Regions from separate parts of the Homo sapiens genome. Here region 1 is linked to region 2. The links are chromatin loops, found by intact Hi-C in ENCODE. Cell type or tissue: CD4-positive, alpha-beta T cell. All regions are shown on one strand. Links, peaks and the distances in the headings refer to the core of each region. The heading gives the core; the rest is flanking DNA. Region 1 overlaps NADK2 (NAD kinase 2, mitochondrial). Region 2 overlaps LOC124900962 (a long non-coding RNA gene).

The links. Hi-C counts contacts between places; a loop is a spot of excess contacts. Peaks named below come from ENCODE experiments on the same cell type or tissue, not always from the same donor. Only the 100,000 strongest peaks of a DNase experiment are listed, where the experiment ranks them.
Region 1: it touches region 2 in a loop (2.1-fold over the local background); 5 of 110 quality-filtered maps call a loop at or near these places.

The regions. Positions count from the first base shown.
Region 1 is chr5:36,213,222-36,216,155 of GRCh38, forward strand. All of the region lies in intron 6 of NADK2 (NAD kinase 2, mitochondrial), which reads right to left. Among named protein-coding and RNA genes, the nearest start is that of NADK2-AS1, 6.4 kb to the right of the region's middle. In CD4-positive, alpha-beta T cell, for the core only: CTCF peaks have their summits at 1,423 (motif pointing right) and 1,622; no DNase peak of the experiment used is centred there.
Region 2 is chr5:36,304,484-36,307,417 of GRCh38, forward strand. The region is part of intron 1 of LOC124900962 (a long non-coding RNA gene); the gene reads left to right. Among named protein-coding and RNA genes, the nearest start is that of RANBP3L, 4.0 kb to the left of the region's middle. In CD4-positive, alpha-beta T cell, for the core only: no CTCF peak of the experiment used is centred there; a DNase peak (open chromatin) is centred at 1,418.

The DNA of each region.
Region 1 (2,934 bases), core at 308-2,807, 91 kb before region 2:
GACCTTTATAATCTGTGTGAGGTCATAAATATTTACATTTAAGATGCTAAACTGAGTGATTTGTTATACAACAATAGTTACCTAATACACTATAGTTACCAAATACACTAATAAAACCACCACTGTCACCAAGACAACATTGATCTATTCTTCTCCTTTGACTTTGTAGCCTAATTATTATATTCTTCTGTTTATTATGTTTATTAAATGGAACATTATATTTTTCTCATTTCTTTTGGACTATAACTGCCTAAAGGCAACCCAATTATTCTTTCAAATATAACAAGTTGATATTACAATACCAAGTACCCTTGGAGCACTTGTTGTTTACCTAAATTATCAGCTCAACTTCATAATACAGAGAAAGACCTTGATACAAAAAGCTATATATGCATGCATATATATATATATGGATTTGATATGTTTAATCAAATTTGATTGCACATAAGAATAAAACTGGCTTTAAACTGTCTTAGGTACTACATATATTCACATTCTCATTCTTGACAGTTTTACAAACATAAATGGCTAAAATTTATTGTTTAAATTACTTTTCCTTAATTACTAATGAAATTTGTTTTAGATTACTATCCCCACAGATTTCCTACAAATGCTCAACAATAGGTACTCATGAAATATTACCAGTAAATTTGAGCTCTCACCATCAAACTGTAACCATGTTTCCCTTTTATGCGGTCTTGACTTTCCACCTCTATTCCCATTTTCCCTCATCCTAATTTATCTCTCCATATTACATTTTTATTACATGTGCTTGTTCAATTTCAATTCAAAACTTTTGTCAAATGAGTTTGACAATAAATAAAATTGTTTCAAATCTCATTAATCATCTTAATTCTGCTTATTTTTTCATACTAATTGACTACTAAACCTTATCTAATCACAGAACTGTGTTCATTTAAAACTTGCCACAATGGGACATGAAAAGATAAGACTCCATACCAATTACTTTTTTTTTTGAGATGGAGTTTAGCTCTTGTTGCCCAGGCTGGAGTGCGATGGCACAATCTCGGCTCACTGCAACCTCCACCTCCCAGGTTCAAGAGATTCTCTGCCTCAGCCTCCTGAGGAGCTGGGATTACAGGCATGCGCCACCACGCCTGGCTAATTTTGTATTTTTAGTAGAGACGAGGTTTTACCATGTTGGTCAGGCTGGTCTCAAACTCCTGACCTCAGGTGATCTGCCCACCTCGGCCTCTCAAAGTGCTGGAATTACAGGCGTGAACCACCGTGCCCAGCCACTGATTACTTTTTTATCCAAGAGAATAGATTACAAAATTATAATTTGTATTTTTAAACACAGAAGTGTAATACTAGTGACACAAACTACTACACTGTGTAATTCTCTCACACTGTCATATTGCTAAACTTTATTTCCAGGTCTACTTGCACTAGGTGGAGCCATGTGACTAGTAATGGCCAACAGAATGTGGACAAAAGTAATGAAAAGGCCTAGTTCCTAAAACTTCCCATAAGATCTTCTATGTTCTCTGTTTTCTCCCCACAAGATGCAGAGGATCCAACAGAAGACTCAGAGGCCTTAAAATACGGTAGCAGCCACTATTTGGCAGCAGCCTTGGTTGCCTGAAAACTCCTTGGACAGTGAGATGAGTTAAAAATAAGCTTTTGCATTCAGTCACTGAATTCTGGGGTTGTTTATTAAACCAATTCATCTCTCTATATTAATAAAACCAGTCTTTATTTATATAGCATTTACATTGTGTTAGGTATTATACATCATCCAGAGATTATTAAAGTATAGGGAAGGATGTGCATAGGTTATATGCCAATACTATGCCATTTTATATGAGGGATGTGAACATCCTCGAATTTTGGTATCTGCAGAGGGTCCTAGACCCAATCCCCCTCAGACACCAAGGGATAAGTGTATATGAAATAATCTGCTCCAGTCATCTCCTCCTCCTCTCTGGAAGCTTGCAGTAGCTGTTTGTATTCTGACAAACCTTGGTGTAGAACATTTTACCATTAATTATGTGAAACACTTTGTGGGTCCTTTCAATTCAAAGACTCTTGCCTAAGTTTCCTAATTGAAATTTTTAAAAAGTATTAACTGATTCATACTAACTGTGTATATTTATGGAGAACAGGTAATATTTTGATACATGCATACAATGTATAATGATCAAATCAGGGTATTTAGGATATCCATCACCTCAAATATTTGTCATTTGTGTTGGGAATATTTCAAATCTTCTCTTCCAGCTATTTTGAAATGAGGTATTTTGAAATATACAATAAATTGTTAATTATAATCACCCTACTATGCTATTGAACGTTAGAACTTATTCCTTCCATCTAAGTGCATATTTGTACCCATTAACCAACCTCTGTTTATCCCACCTTTCACCCTTCCCAGGCTTTGGTAACTATCACTGTACTCTCTATCTTCATGAGATCAACTTTTTCAGCTCTCACATATGAATGAAAGCATATGATATTTGTCTTTCTATGCTTGACTTATTTCGCTTCACATAGTGACCTCCAGTTCCATTCATGTTGCTGCAAATCTCAGGATTTCATTCTTTTTATGGGTGAAGAGTACTCCATTGTGTATATATACACATTTTCCATATTCATTTATCTACTGATGGACACTTTGACTCCATACTTGGCTATTGTGAATAGGGCGGCATCAAACATGAGGCGCCAGTATCTCTTTGCTATACTGATTTCCTTTCCTTTGGATAAATAGCCAGTAGTGGGATTGCTAGATTGTATGGGAGTTCTATTTTAGATTTTTGAGAAACCTTCATGCTGTTTTCCATAATGGCTTTACTTATTTACATTACCACCAACAGTGTACAAGAGTTCCCTTTTCTCTACATCCTTGCCAGTATTTGTTATTTTTGTCTTTTTGATAACGGCCATTCTAACTGGGGAGAGATGATATCTCAT
Region 2 (2,934 bases), core at 181-2,680:
AGTGGGATGGGGGACTACTTTGCTTCCCCCTTTCCCCACTTACTTTCCAGAAACATCACCAAATTAGTTCACAGTGGGCATATTGTTCCTTTTTTTTGCATAAATGAAAACAAGAAATCAGATTGCAGAAGTCTGGCTGGGTCAAGAAAGAGGTGAATCATCTTTGGCATTTTTACTTACAATTGATTAAAAATGAATTTGAATCCTATAAAGGCCAAACTTCTTCCCTTATCAAGTCTCTGTGATCCCCACAAAAGGATACCACTGGTTTCCTTTTCCTGGGGTTTTCCTTATCTGCCATATCTTCTCTGCTTAACCTGTGTCTTTGTACTTCCGGAAGAGTAGAGTGAAATGGCGCATCACAGATAATCAATCATACCAGCTGGCACTTTGGGGGTCGATACTTCAAAAAATTGATATTTTATTGCTAGAATTTATACCTCAAAAAGCACAGTGTGTGGCTGAACAAGCTAAATGGTATTAGGTTTACAGGAGGGTTTACTTTTCTCAGTTACCATATTCAAAAAGCAAGGACACATGCATTTAAAATTAGTCCACAAGTGAGTTACTTGTTTAGTTAATAACCTGCCATGTTTCAAAAGCATTTGTGATGTCTAGTCTGCAAGTATATCTATTATTTGAAGGCCTTTGGACTGCTTGGAATGATAGGTGCTATATAAATAAAAAGCAATATTATTGAATTTATCACTCTCATTCTTAGAGAATAAGTTTAAAGACCCCTATCAGCAGGCAAACATGAAAACTGTGGCTGGGATTAGCCTCATTATGATCCCCAAAGTACTACAGGAATTATTAAATGATCATTATAGTTGAAGGCTGATGAATTAGTGTCAAGATTTTAGATTTTCTGTTGATTTTAAAAAACAGATCCCCTGCTCCTTTATATCAAGCAGTGGTTGATTTGTTTCCAGATTACTCTTCCTTAATACACAATCAGATATATTATAGATGAGAATGTTGAGTTTCAGGATCTCACAGTGGCTTATGTATGGTGTATATTGTAAAGCCTCCACAAAGGTAGGCTTTCGTGGCTATTCAGAGCCATGTTATTACCCCAATGTACTATAGTGTTTAGCTCATAGAGTTTCCCAGGTGGCACTGTTGGCTGGATTCCCATAACTGCCATCTGTAAAAACATAGGAAACACAAATAATGGTAGAGATAGTTTCACTTGAATACTTGCTCCTGTCCGTGGATTCAAGAGACTACACTGGCATAGCACCAAACTGCTTACTTATCAAAGCTGCTCTCTATCCTGAAATTGCTACAATTGATCTTTAACCCATTGAACACCAACATTTGGGTCATGTTTATCATAAATATTGCCTCACTACATAAACATTGCGTTGGCAGTTCAGACTAATTTGGGCCCTTTTGCTGCTGAGCCTTAGATTTGGCTGCCTCAGGGCTCCCTCTGGAGGTCGGCAGAGTCCAAGGTCAGTTAATATTAAAATAGCCTTGGCCTTGGCACAAGATAAACCCATGTCTTTTCATCCAGTGCCCACAAGAATGGGGTCCTGTATTTGTGAGCTTAGAAGATGATTGTCTGTATCTGAGGTTGGAGGAAAGTTACCTGATTATCCTCCTGTAAGTGAAATGTGATTACTGCTATGTGCTGGTATTTAACTTTCTGAAGTTTTACATTTTTCTATCTTTATTGAAGTGTTTTAGCTACAGTGAAAACAAAACGAAATAAAACCATAGGTCAGAAAAATGCCAGATTTTATTTTATTTGTTTGTTTTAGTGACAAGGAAACCTAGAGTAAGGTGGTTCTGGTTCTATAATGACCACCCTCTGGGTAGGAACAGATGATCCCACAGAGTCTGAATTCCATCTAGAAGTGTTTGAAGCACCTGGGAATTGGAATCAATGGGTTTACAGCACAACTTAACTCTTTGAAGGTAAATATGCACTAACTGGGATCAGTTTCAAAATAAAGCAAATTAGCTTGCACCAAATCAAAATTTTACTACTTCATTTGAATTGGCATTTACAGGAATAAAATAATAGCAAACCATGTTTCTCACTCCCTTCCTCATAATTTCTTCTTTCCTTTTTAGTTGGTTTATTGGTTATTTGCTTCTTTCTTTTCTTCCTTCCTTCTTTCCTTTTTTCTTTGCATTTCTTCTTTCACTGATTTTCTTTTATATTAATTAGGCGGACTATAATGTAATTTTGATGTATTAAAAATAAAATTATTCTATATCTGAGATTTGCTTCAAAATAGCCTAGGAGAGTGAGATTTGGGGAGATAGAGATGAAATAAATTTGGCCATAAACAGATAATTATTAAAACTGAGTCATGAGTGCATGGGGATTTATAATGCTTTCATGTCTAATTTTGCATATTTTTACAATTTTTGTGATAAAGCACTTTAAAATATAATTACTTTTAGTGAACCTGATTGAAAGGGTACAAGGAACAGGCAATGTGCTAGATTTATCAGAGTGTGTACAGAAACTCTTTATTTTTTTCCTAATTTTTTACTTTTTACATTATACAATTCACACACAAAATATTTTGAAATGTTAACATTCAAATTAGTGTGGCAGTACTACATGAATACGATTTATAAACATACAAACAAACCCACATCGGGGTATATTCTCAAGCATTTGTTGTTGCTAGGGGTGCATGACCATCAAGTTCAGAGACCTCCATGAGAGAGGAAGAAGGCTGAACCTTATGGGAGGATGATGCACTCATTTAAAGAAAACCAAACCGTCATTTTACTTCTTCCTTCTCAACTGTGTAGCTATTCTTTTCTACATCCTTCTTCTAATTTTATTAGTACTTTATCAGTTTTACTTCTAAAATAAAATTGGGTTGTGTCTTACCCAGTTTAGGCTGCTATAGAAGATTATAATAGACAAGGTGGCTTATAAGCAACAGAAATTTATTTCTCACAGCT